2 separate regions of the Homo sapiens genome follow, and region 2 is linked to region 1. A link is a contact called in ENCODE Hi-C or POLR2A ChIA-PET data. All regions are on one chromosome and are shown on one strand. The core of a region is the stretch at or near the end of the contact, and the rest is flanking DNA. Distances in the headings are between cores, read along the strand shown.

Region 1 (5,425 bases), core at 884-3,383:
AGCTTTCCTCTAAGGAATTTATAGTGACAATTATCTACTTTTTTTTTCTTAAATAAAAATAGAGGTGGGGTTTTGCCATGTTGCCCAGGCTGGTCTCAAACTCTTGGGCTCAAGTGATCTGCCCACCTTGGCCTCCTAAAGTGCTGGGATGACAGGTGTGAGCCACTGTACCCGGCCAGACCATATGTCTCTAGCATTTTGATAACATTCTCTACAATCTGGGCCCTGTATAACTCCCCAGTCTTCAGACTACTACTCTCTATGCTCACATCTTTGGCGATTTTATACTCTTTGCCAATTTAGATGCCATTTGTTTTTTCGTTTCCAGTAGATTAGTATGTCCAACCCAGATTTTGGTAAACCCTAGACTCATTCTACAGTCTGTGACATCTCCATTTGGATTTCTTATTGGCATCTCAGACTCCATATGTCTAACCTGGAATGCCTGATCTCCATTGCCTCCTAAACCGGCTTCTCTCACGGCTCTCCCATCTCGGGGCCCAGCATCTCAGACCTTTGCCTTGCTTACACCAGACATTTTGTTGTTATCTGTACCACCTCCTTCTCGTGCAGTCTACTTGATGCCACCTAATTGGTATCCCTGGCTTCTGCCCTTGTTCTCTTAACGAATCATTTTCCAAACAGCAGCCAGAGTGATCCTTTCAAAAATGGATTCAGAAATCATGTCACTGCTCTGCCCAAAGTTCCCAAATGACTTCCCAGTCACTCAGAGCACAAGCTGACGCTCGACACATCTGGGCCCCGTAAGATTTTCATTTCTGCTCCTCCTCCTTTTGCTCACTCTGCCCCTGCCACATTGGTCTCCTGCTTTCCCGGAACTTGCCCAACATGTTCCTCCCTCAGGGCCTTCACATTTGTCATTTCCTGTCCTATGATGCTCTTCCTGCAGATATCTACAGCAGCTCCCCGCTGCTCCTTTTGCAGGTTTTTGTTCAGATGTCATCTTCCTGGTGAGCTCTTCCCTGAACAACTCCTCACCCCCTCCACCTTGCCCCTGGGACTCCCTTTGACCTTTCTCGGATTGTTTTCCCTGTAACTCTTGCCACCACCTCATACAGGGCTTCTCAAGCTTGGCATGATTGGCATTTTGGGACAGTTCTTTGTTGCGGGCTATTATCCTGTGCCTTGCAGGATGTTTAGCAGCATCACCACCCTCGACCCACTCAATACCTGCAACTTTCCTCCCTAGGTTGTGACAGCCAGAAATGTCTCCAGACACTGCCAAATGTCTCCTGGGGGACAAAACCACCCCTGGTTGAGAATCTTTGATATAATGTAAATATGCATTTTACCTATGTATTTGTTTATTGTTCCTCCCTTCCCCACCAATAAAATATAATCTCCATGAGAACAGGAATTTTTGTGTCTATTTTCCACTGATGTAATGCAGGCACTCTGAATAGGGTATGATGCATAGTAGGTGCTCAAACAGATATTTCACTGGTGAATAAATGAAATGTGCTCTGACCTTGTTCCTCTGTGCTCATTAAGCTCTAGCCACACTGACCTTTCTTCCACCTCTCAGACATCTGAAGCTCCTTCTCACCTTTCAGTCTTTTTCTTTCAGATCTCACTCCTGGAAAGCTCTATTCGCAGGTCTCTGTTTACTTGTTACTCAGGTCCAATAACACCTGCTTAGAGAGGCTTCCCTGATCACCGTATCCTACATGACCCTCCCTGCCAGCCAGAGTCACTGTCTATATTGTTACTGTGTTTTAGTTTCTGCATTACATTTGTCTTGGAAATTATCTTGTTTACGTGGCAGGTGTACATCTTGCTCCCTTAAATGAATGCTCCTTGACCACTCCACATTATCTGCTTTGTTTATTAACGGCAGTAATCTAAAACAGTAGTCTAAAACAGTGCAAGGCCCATCGTTGATGGGCTGATTAAATAAGTATGCCTGTCTTTTAATCAATTCAGGGTGGAAGAGAGTCTCTATAGAAAGGGTTTAAGGGCTGTGTCTGTCAAGGTCCAGTAGCAAAAAAAAAGAAAAAAGAAAAAAAAAGAGTCTGCTCTAGCTAATTTGAACAGAAAGGGATTAATTAGAGAATGTGGTTCACCATCGAGAAGGCTGCAGCAACATCCTCCACAGTGAGCTTTCAGGAACCACCTTGGAAACCACACACTGACTGGGCCACCAAGGTAGAGACTGCTCTTCTTTGATTGGGAGAACTACAGCCAAGCTGGGACACTGAGGGGTCAGCTGCTGGGTCTGGGACCAAATGACCACTTCTGGGAAGATCACACCTGCATGAAAAGGAGGTCAGCACTACTGGGAACTGACAAGATCAAGAGACTGGGGTAATGACTCTGTGTGGTTCTCCCCGTGTACATGTTAATAAAATGTATATCCCTTTTCTCCAATTAAAAAAAAATTCCCTAGCAAGTTGACTCAGAAGAAATAAATGAATACTCTCAAAAAACTGCGTCAGAAAAACCAGACACTTCCACTCTAGTGTTGGCTAACAGGAAGCGACAAAGCAGCGGAAGCTTATTTGTCTTGTCTTCTAGCTCTCATGCCAGTACGCATGATTGGTGGAACAAAACCTCGGCTACTAGGAAGTCTGGGAGATGTGGCTTTTAGCTTTCCAGTCTCTGTAGCATGGAGGGCACATTGGGAACAGGTTAGAATGGCTGTGAGGGCTGCTAATCCACTATACATAGGATGGACAGATGATTGATTATTAAAAAGTTAATGAATCTTCAAGTTTATATTTGCCAGGCAAGAAGGTCTCAGTAAAACCAAACCAAAAAGGGCCAGGCACTATTACGAGGCTCATGCCTGTAATCCCAGCACTTTGGGAGGCCGAGGTGGGCAGATCACCTGAGGTCAGGAGTTCAAGACCAGCCTGGCCAACATGGCAAAACCCTGTATCTACTAAAAATACAAAAAAAAAAAAAAAAAAAAAAAAAAAGCCAGGCATAGTGGTGGGTGCCTGTAATCCCAGCTACTCAGGAGGCTGAGGCAGGCGAATTGCTTGAATCAGGGAGCAGGAGGTTGCAGTGAGCCGAGATTGTGCCACTGCATTCCAGCCTGGATGACAGAGCGAGATTCAGTCTTAAAAAAAATTAAAAAAACAAAAAACAAATAGTCAAGAGATTCTTCACTTGATACTGATGGACAGTGTACATACAATTTCAGGAATGATTACTTTTCCCCTAAGATGCAATAGCATAAGTTTGTGACCATGAATGGCATCACCATTTCTAAAGTATCAGTCTGACAAACTAAACTCAATAAAGCCATGATCTGAGATCTCCTGGAGAGTGAAACTGTTTACATCTTCTATCTCTCCCAGAAAAGTACGAAATCAATCAGCCTGGGCACTGTTTTTCATAGCTGGTCATGTACATTTTTTTCCAACATAAGGCAGTGGTTAAATTTAAGTCTTAAGGAGGGCTTTAATTGCACAGAAGCTGAGATTGGGAATTTTTGTATTGGCAAAAAAGAAATCCATTACTTGATTTTGTTTTTATTATTTGATATTCCTAAATGTTTACTTGTATGAATCTATTTATTATTTATTTTCATTTTTACTGGATCACATAATATAGAGTGTGTATACATATATTAGAGGGATGAAAATCCACAAGTTTTTTTCATTCTTTTTTATTTTTTTATTTTATTTTATTTTATTTTATTTTATTTTATTTTATTTTATTATTATTATACTTTAAGTTTTAGGGTACATGTGCACAATGTGCAGGTTTGTTACATATGTATACATGTGCCATGTTGGTGTGCTGCACCCATTAACTCGTCATTTAGCATTAGGTATATCTCCTAATGCTATCTCTCCCCCCTCCCCCCACCCCACAACCGTCCCCGGAGTGTGATGTTCCCCTTCCTGTGTCCATGTGTTCTCATTGTTCAGTTCCCACCTATGAGTGAGAACATGCGGTGTTTGGTTTTTTGTCCTTGCGTTAGTTTGCTGAGAATGATGGTTTCCAGTTTCATCCATGTCCCTGCAAAGGACATGAACTCTTCATTTTTTATGGCTGCATAGTATTCCATGGTGTATATGTGCCACATTTTCTTAATCCAGTCTATCATTGTTGGACATTTGGGTTGGTTCCAAGTCTTTGCTATTGTGAATAGTGCTGCAGTAAACATAAGTGTGCATGTGTCTTTATAGCAGCATGATTTATAATCCTTTGGGTATATACCCAGTAATGGGATGGCTGGGTCAAATGGTATTTCTAGTTCTAGATCCCTGAGGAATCACCACACTGACTTCCACAATGGTTGAACTAGTTTACAGTCCCACCAACAGTGTGAAAGTGTTCCTATTTCTCCACATCCTCTCCAGCACCTGTTGTTTCCTGACTTTTTAATGATTGCCATTCTAACTGGTGTGAGATGGTATCTCATTGTGGTTTTGATTTGCATTTCTCTGATGGCCAGTGATGGTGAGCATTTTTTCATGTGTTTTTTGGCTGCATAAATGTCTTCTTTTGAGAAGTGTCTGTTCATGTCCTTCGCCCACTTTTTGATGGGGTTGTTTGTTTTTTTCTTGTAAATTTGCTGGAGTTCATTGTAGATTCTGGATATTAGCCCTTTGTCAGATGAGTAGGTTGTGAAAATTTTCTCCCATTTTGTAGGTTGCCTGTTCACTCTGATGGTAGTTTCTTTTGCTGTGCAGAAGTTCTTTAGTTTAATTAGATCCCATTTGTCAATTTTGGCTTTTGCTGCCGTTGCTTTTGGTGGTTTAGACATGAAGTCCTTGCCCATGCCTATGTCCTGAATGGTATTGCCTAGTTTTTCTTCTAGGGTTTTTATGGTTTTAGCTCTAACATGTAAGTCTTTAATCCATCTTGAATTAATTTTTGTATAAGGTGTAAGGAAGGGATCCAGTTTCAGCTTTCTACATATGGTTAGCCATTTTTCCCAGCACCATTTATTAAATAGGGAATCCTTTCCCCATTGCTTGTTTTTGTGAGGTTTGTCAAAGATCAGATAGTTGTAGATATGCGGCATTATTTCTGAGGGCTCTGTTCTGTTCCATTGGTCTATATCTCTGTTTTGGTACCAGTACCAGGCTGTTTTGGTTACTGTAGCCTTGTAGTATAGTTCGAAGTCAGGTAGCGTGATGCTTCTGGCTTTGTTCTTTTGGCTCAGGATTGACTTGGCGATGAGGGCTCTTTTTTGGTTCCATATGAACTTTAAAGTAGTTTTTTCCAATTCTGGGAAGAAAGTCATTGGTAGCTTGATGGGGATGGCATTGAATCTGTAAATTACCTTGGGCAGTATGGCCATTTTCACGATATTGATTCTTCCTACCCATGAGCATGGAATGTTCTTCCATTTGTTTGTATCCTCTTTTATTTCCTTGAGCAGTGGTTTGTAGTTCTCCTTGAAGAGGTCCTTCACATCCCTTGTAAGTTGGATTCCTAGGTATTT
Region 2 (5,425 bases), core at 2,020-4,519, 38 kb before region 1:
TGTTAAGTTGTAAAGGGTGCTGTGAGCTGGATTGGATCAGAAACAAAAATTTGAGAAATAGAATGATTCACAAGATTTTGTCAAATTGTGCAGAATGTATGTAACCCTATAGGTCTAGAAGAAACTGGTGTACAAGGGAGCCAAGTAACGTTGATTTAGATTAGAAGTGTGAACTTTGCAGAAATGTGGTACAACCCGGGACCCCATAGAAAGGAGTCCTTGACAAAGAAGTCTACAAATATCTTTTAGCACATGAAGTGTACGTCTTCAAATTTTGTATAGTGTCTGTATGAGAATTTCTGCTGGAGATTGTATAGTTGGTCTTTCTTATTCATGTTAATAACATGAATTAACAAATTCATGTTAATTAATCTGTACTTTGCCAAGCAGTACTGAAAATTCTTGATGAAGTTCTCAATATAAATAATTTTCTTTCCTTTTACAAATGGGGCCTCTGTTACCCATAGGGATCTCCCAGAGTCCCTACAACAGGTGACACTATCAAGAGGAGGTATACTAGACTGGGAATGAAGGAAGAAAACCAGTACTTGTTGTGTCGTTGTTGATCACACAGCATCCAGACAAATCCCTGCCACCATCTCCTAGTAGGGCTTGTCCTATTGATGGGTGAGCTGCTGCCCAAGTGGAGTGGTGCACCTGGTGATTCAGGAAGAGTTACAACTTCACACGCAGCTTGTTGTCCACATCCAATTCTGTGTCTTAGCCAAATGACATAAAAATCAACTTGAGAAAAATACAAAGTAATGTCCTTCTGGGAGTTTATTTGCAGTAGTGTCTGGTTTGTGGCTAAAATTCTGGACTTGAAATTAGGAGAGCTGAGTAGAAACAGAAATGGAAATGTCTGTGTTCCTTTCTCATTTTGACCAGGCACTGCCTCAGAACTTTTGACAGTTCAACTTTGTTGGGCCTCAGTTTCCTCATATTTGATTGGGAAGAGAGGGAGGCTGGAGGTGGAGACAATGAAGAAAGGGATTGACTATTCAATGACTTCTAGACATTTTATCTAAAGTGTTACCTGCATTTCCCCAGGCCATGCCCAATGAGCTATCAAGAACAGCAATGAGATGCTAATCCTACAGATTGGATGAAATAGAGGGAGCTAGAACCACATGCATCCTGCTCCCCACAACTTCTCCCAACTAATGCAGAAGGTTCCCAAGGTTTGTCAGACAGCGATTTGAATTTCTGTGGTCTCTCTGGCTACCTTGTGGTATTTCTGGTGCCCTGTGGCTCTTGGCATAGGCACTATAATGATGCTAGTCCTTCACCCCTCATTTGTCTGTCTGAAAACTGTGCTGGTTTGAGATGTTTCCCACAGATATCTGGGTGATGTGGCTCCATGTTTTTTACCAGCACTATTTGTAAGCCATTTTTCCCCTGACAGGGACACAGCTTCCTGAAGATTGGGCTGGGAACAATCTAACTCCATTCAAAATCACCTTTTCCTTAAGAAGACCTGTGCTTGTCATTAAATCGTGTGTATAAGCTGGTGTAGACCTTTCAGTTAAGTTCCTTAGACCAATAGTCTTCAAAGTTTTTGCTCTCAAAAGCTTTAAAAGACTTGTAAAACTTAGTATCTCTTTGCAGATTTTCAAGTCAACATGAACATATTGTGTAAAGGATCTATTTTATGTTGTCAACAGACAAAATTACAACAAACAGTTTAAATAGCTCAGTTGGCTGTATTGTAGTTCTAGAATTGGGCAACACTTCATTCCATAAAATATAATAAGTGTTCTGATGAGCTGAGCAGAAGGAGTTAGCTTTGTAGGCAGAGGACGGCTGAAGAAAGCAGAAACGAAGAGAGCAAAGAGGATATTAGTCATTCCACAGCTACTTTTCTGTAAGGCAGGACAGGGAAGCAGAATAATAGAAAAAAATGTGGCTCCCATCTATAATCCCAGCTACCCAGGAGGTTGAGGTGGGAGGATCACTTGAAGCCAAGAGTTCTAGGCTACAGCAAGCTACGATCATGCCACTGCACTCCAGCCTGCGTGACAGAGCAAGAACCCCTGTTAAAAAAAAAAGAAAAAAGAAAAAAGAAAAAAAGAGACAGAGAACTGATTAGTTAACATCAGGCTACTTCTTTTGTGTGTGTGTGTGTTTTTTCAAATTTACTAAGTAATGAAACAAAAGATCCAACAGTTCTTACATAGCCTTTATTTAAAAAAAGAAAAAAAGATAAATTGTCTTGAAACTACTCCTAAGTATTTTGAAAAACATTTCCTTTTAAAAGTAGCTGGCCAAGAATCCAGAAAACCTTTTCATTTTAGAGAATCTTCCTCTCTCTTGCTTTTCTGTTCTCTTACCTGATGTCAGTCATTTTGTTTTTCCTGGGCAGTCAGAAATCAGTTTTTACTTTGGAACTAAGACACTCATTTTTGGCTTTAAAAATTGTTAATTATATTGTTCGGTTTTGGGTACTATCTTTGGGTAAGTTGACAATTTCTAGGTTTTTTGTTAATTAAAAATTTTTAGTTTTACTACCTCTGTATCTACTTGCGTAAAAAAGGATAGTATCTAATTATATTTTAACTTACCACTTTTTAAAACTTTTAACTGTTTATATGTGTAAGGATTTAAGTAGAAGTTTTTCGTACTGATTGAAGATTTAAACTGGCTTGTTTGGAAAATCAGCTGTTACCTCTTTCTCCTGATTTCTCAGAAGGTCAAATAAATACTTAGTTTGAGTTTGGTAGAAGTGAACTTTAGTATGAGTGATCCCATTCTGATTTTTTATCTGGTCTGTTGAGGCCTGGTGCAGAAACTTAGTCCAAAACAATGGCCTCTTGTGATTTTTATTTAACAGTATTATCTTCGTGCTTTAAATACCTTTTCCTTAAAATCACAGAGTTTCAGATTTGTCTCAGGTCAGAAATTGTTCATAGAGCAAATTATCTGCATCAAATTACACTGGCTGTTTCTGTCAGGAAAAAGTTGACTTTATTTATTTATTTTTACTGAAAATAAATGTGATTACATGCATGTCTGTGCAACCTCACTTCTGAATGTAAGAGACACAATGTTGGGGAGGGTGGGAGAGAAAATCAGGGTAAAGGCATGGAGCCTTGCTTTGGCTTTCTTCACCTTGCCCTACCTCTCCCGAAATCTCCATTCCCTGGTCCCTCTGCTTGGTGGCCCAGAGGTGTTTACCCCTGGAGCAAGCACACAGGAAGCTTAGGTCCCAGTGGGGCTTTGCCTTCCCTTTCTTTTACAAAATGGTTGCAGGGCCTTTGGTTGCGAGAGAGGATGTGGGAAAGGGAACCACAGGCCGCTGCAGACTTCTCTTCTGTAGAGCAGTGTTATGAGAGGACACGTGGGAGCTGGGGATTTGAACATTGCTTCTGTTTAAGCTATCCATGCCTGTGAACCCTTGGAAGGTCTTTATATCCCCAGAGTTATGAGTACCCCAGTTTGAAGACCACTTCTTTAGACCCCTCCACTTACTCCAGTTGAGTCTGGGATGTGCCCACGCAGATCTGATTGCAGCTCTTAGATTAGGCCTTCATGTTTGTTGAATATTTACAATGTACCAAGTGGCTTACCTTTATAAGTTTGTCTTCCTGAAGACCTTGTTACAGATAACTCAGGTAGCAGAAGACTCAGGAGCCAGACTGGGATACTCCTAATCCCTAAATTAACTTTTGTTCCTGCCACAAAAACTTTCTTAGTTGCATAAGACATGGTCAGCTGAGCTCGTGGATTGAAAGGAGGATCTGAAAGGAAACCTCAGCGTTTGTAGACCATTTCCTGCTTGTGGTTTCCAACTTAATGAGAGAAACAGTGCCTTTTTACAGCCATATCTGTAATAGTGCCTTTTTAGGGCTGTATCTGTGCTACTGAGTCTCCCCTTGACGAAAACTTAGTCAGGCTTCTGTGACCTTGGGCAAGTCCCCCAAGTGTCCAATTTTAGCAAGAATCCTGCTGAATCAGTTTAGCCAGAATCTCCCACCTTAATATCTGATCATCCTCAAAATCTGATCAACATTCTCATCCTCCACCATCCACTACGTAACATCAGATCACCCTGACCTGCCTTCAGCAAGAATCCCATTATGTTTGTTTAACTAGAGAATCCCCTTACCCTTGATGCTTTCTCTTGGCAATTTTCCATCCACCTACTCCTGCACTGTGCTCCCTGTCTATAAATTCCCCCTTTTTCTTGTTGTACTTGGAGTTGAACCTGATCTCGTTCCCCTGATAACAAAAACCTCATTGTAATAGCGCCCGCCATCCTGCCCCGCTTGAATAGTCTTCCTTACCATCTTTAATAAGTGTCATGAATTTTTTTTTCTTTAACACTCTTGTAGGGCTTTAGATAACCTTGGAGGCAATTTCATTTACTTAGATCTGCATATTATTTTGATGTGGTAATTTATAAAACACAGACTTGGTATCTTTGTGTTGCTGTAAAGCAATACCTAAGGCAGGGTAACGTATAAAGAGGTTTATGTGGCTCACGGTGCTGCAGACAATACAAGAAGCATGGCGGCAACATTTGCTTCTGATTAGGGCCTCAAGAAACTTCCACTCATGGTGCAAGGTGAAGGGGAGCCACCATGTAGAGATAACATGGTGAGGAGGAAGCAAGAAAGAGGGAGAAGGTGTCGGGTCCTTTTCTAACAATTAGCTCTCAGGGGAACTCTTGCTGGAATTCTTGTAGTAACTGATAGAATAACTCACTACTGTGAGGATGACACCAAGCCATTTGTGAGGGATACATCTCCATGATCCAAATACCTCCCATTAGGCCCCACTCTGACGGGGGGGATCAATTTCAGTATGAGGTTTCGAGGGTCAAACATTCAAACGATAGCACTTGGTAATTCATAAAACAATTTTCTAGTTTTTTAAATTTACTAAGTAATGGAACAAAAGAGCCAGCAGTTCTTTCATAGCCTTTATTTTAAAAATTGTCTTAAAATTACTCCTAAGGATTTTGAAAATCATTTCCCTTTAAAAATAGCTGGCCAAGAATCCAGAAAAACTTTTCATTTTAGAGACTCTCCCCCCGTCTTGCTTTTCTGTTCTCTTACTTGATGTCAGTCATTTTATTTGTTTTTCCTGGGCAGTCAGAAATCAGTTTTTACTTTGAAATTAAGACATTCATTCTTTTGTCTTTAAAAAAACGTTAATTATATTGTTTGGTTTTGGGTAGTATCTTAGGTTAACTTGAAAATTTCTAGGTTTTTTTGTTAATTAAAAAGTATTAATTTTACTGCCTCTATCCACTTGCATAAAAAAGGATAGTATCTAATTACATTTTAGCTTCCCACTTTTTAAAACTTTTAACTGTTATTTTATTTTACTTTTAAAGGTAGAGTCTGTGTTGTGCGGGCTAAAGTGCAGTGGCTATTCACGGTGTGATCATAGTGCTCTATAGGTTCAAATTCCTAGGCTCAAT

What was found. A loop is a pair of places that touch in the nucleus more often than their neighbours do. ChIA-PET counts read pairs that join two places held with the same protein, here RNA polymerase II (POLR2A). Pooled maps may share reads with other maps.
Region 2: a loop to region 1 is called in a map of CD14-positive monocyte, with 2.1 times the contacts of the local background. The contact joins two enhancer-like sites. A Hi-C loop is called at or near these places in 3 of 168 maps with a recorded cell type or tissue (CD14-positive monocyte, endothelial cell of hepatic sinusoid and transverse colon), 8 of 37 single-sample maps with no recorded cell type and 7 of 50 pooled maps. POLR2A ChIA-PET finds 5 or more read pairs at or near these places in 3 of 52 experiments (H1, MCF 10A and activated B cell).

Annotation. Positions count from the first base shown.
Region 1 is chr1:185,374,923-185,380,347 of GRCh38, forward strand. It overlaps CBSLR (CBS mRNA stabilizing lncRNA), which reads left to right. Exons shown (of 4, transcript XR_007066771.1): 4 at 1-1,378. Among named protein-coding and RNA genes, the nearest start is that of CBSLR, 60 kb to the left of the region's middle. Within about 2 kb of position 2,134, at least 2 of the 41 ENCODE cell types and tissues checked have a DNase peak (open chromatin) inside an H3K27ac peak, as active enhancers do; they include CD14-positive monocyte, where a contact is called at or near this core.
Region 2 is chr1:185,335,627-185,341,051 of GRCh38, forward strand. All of the region lies in intron 1 of CBSLR (CBS mRNA stabilizing lncRNA), which reads left to right. Among named protein-coding and RNA genes, the nearest start is that of CBSLR, 21 kb to the left of the region's middle. Within about 2 kb of position 3,270, at least 12 of the 41 ENCODE cell types and tissues checked have a DNase peak (open chromatin) inside an H3K27ac peak, as active enhancers do; they include CD14-positive monocyte, where a contact is called at or near this core.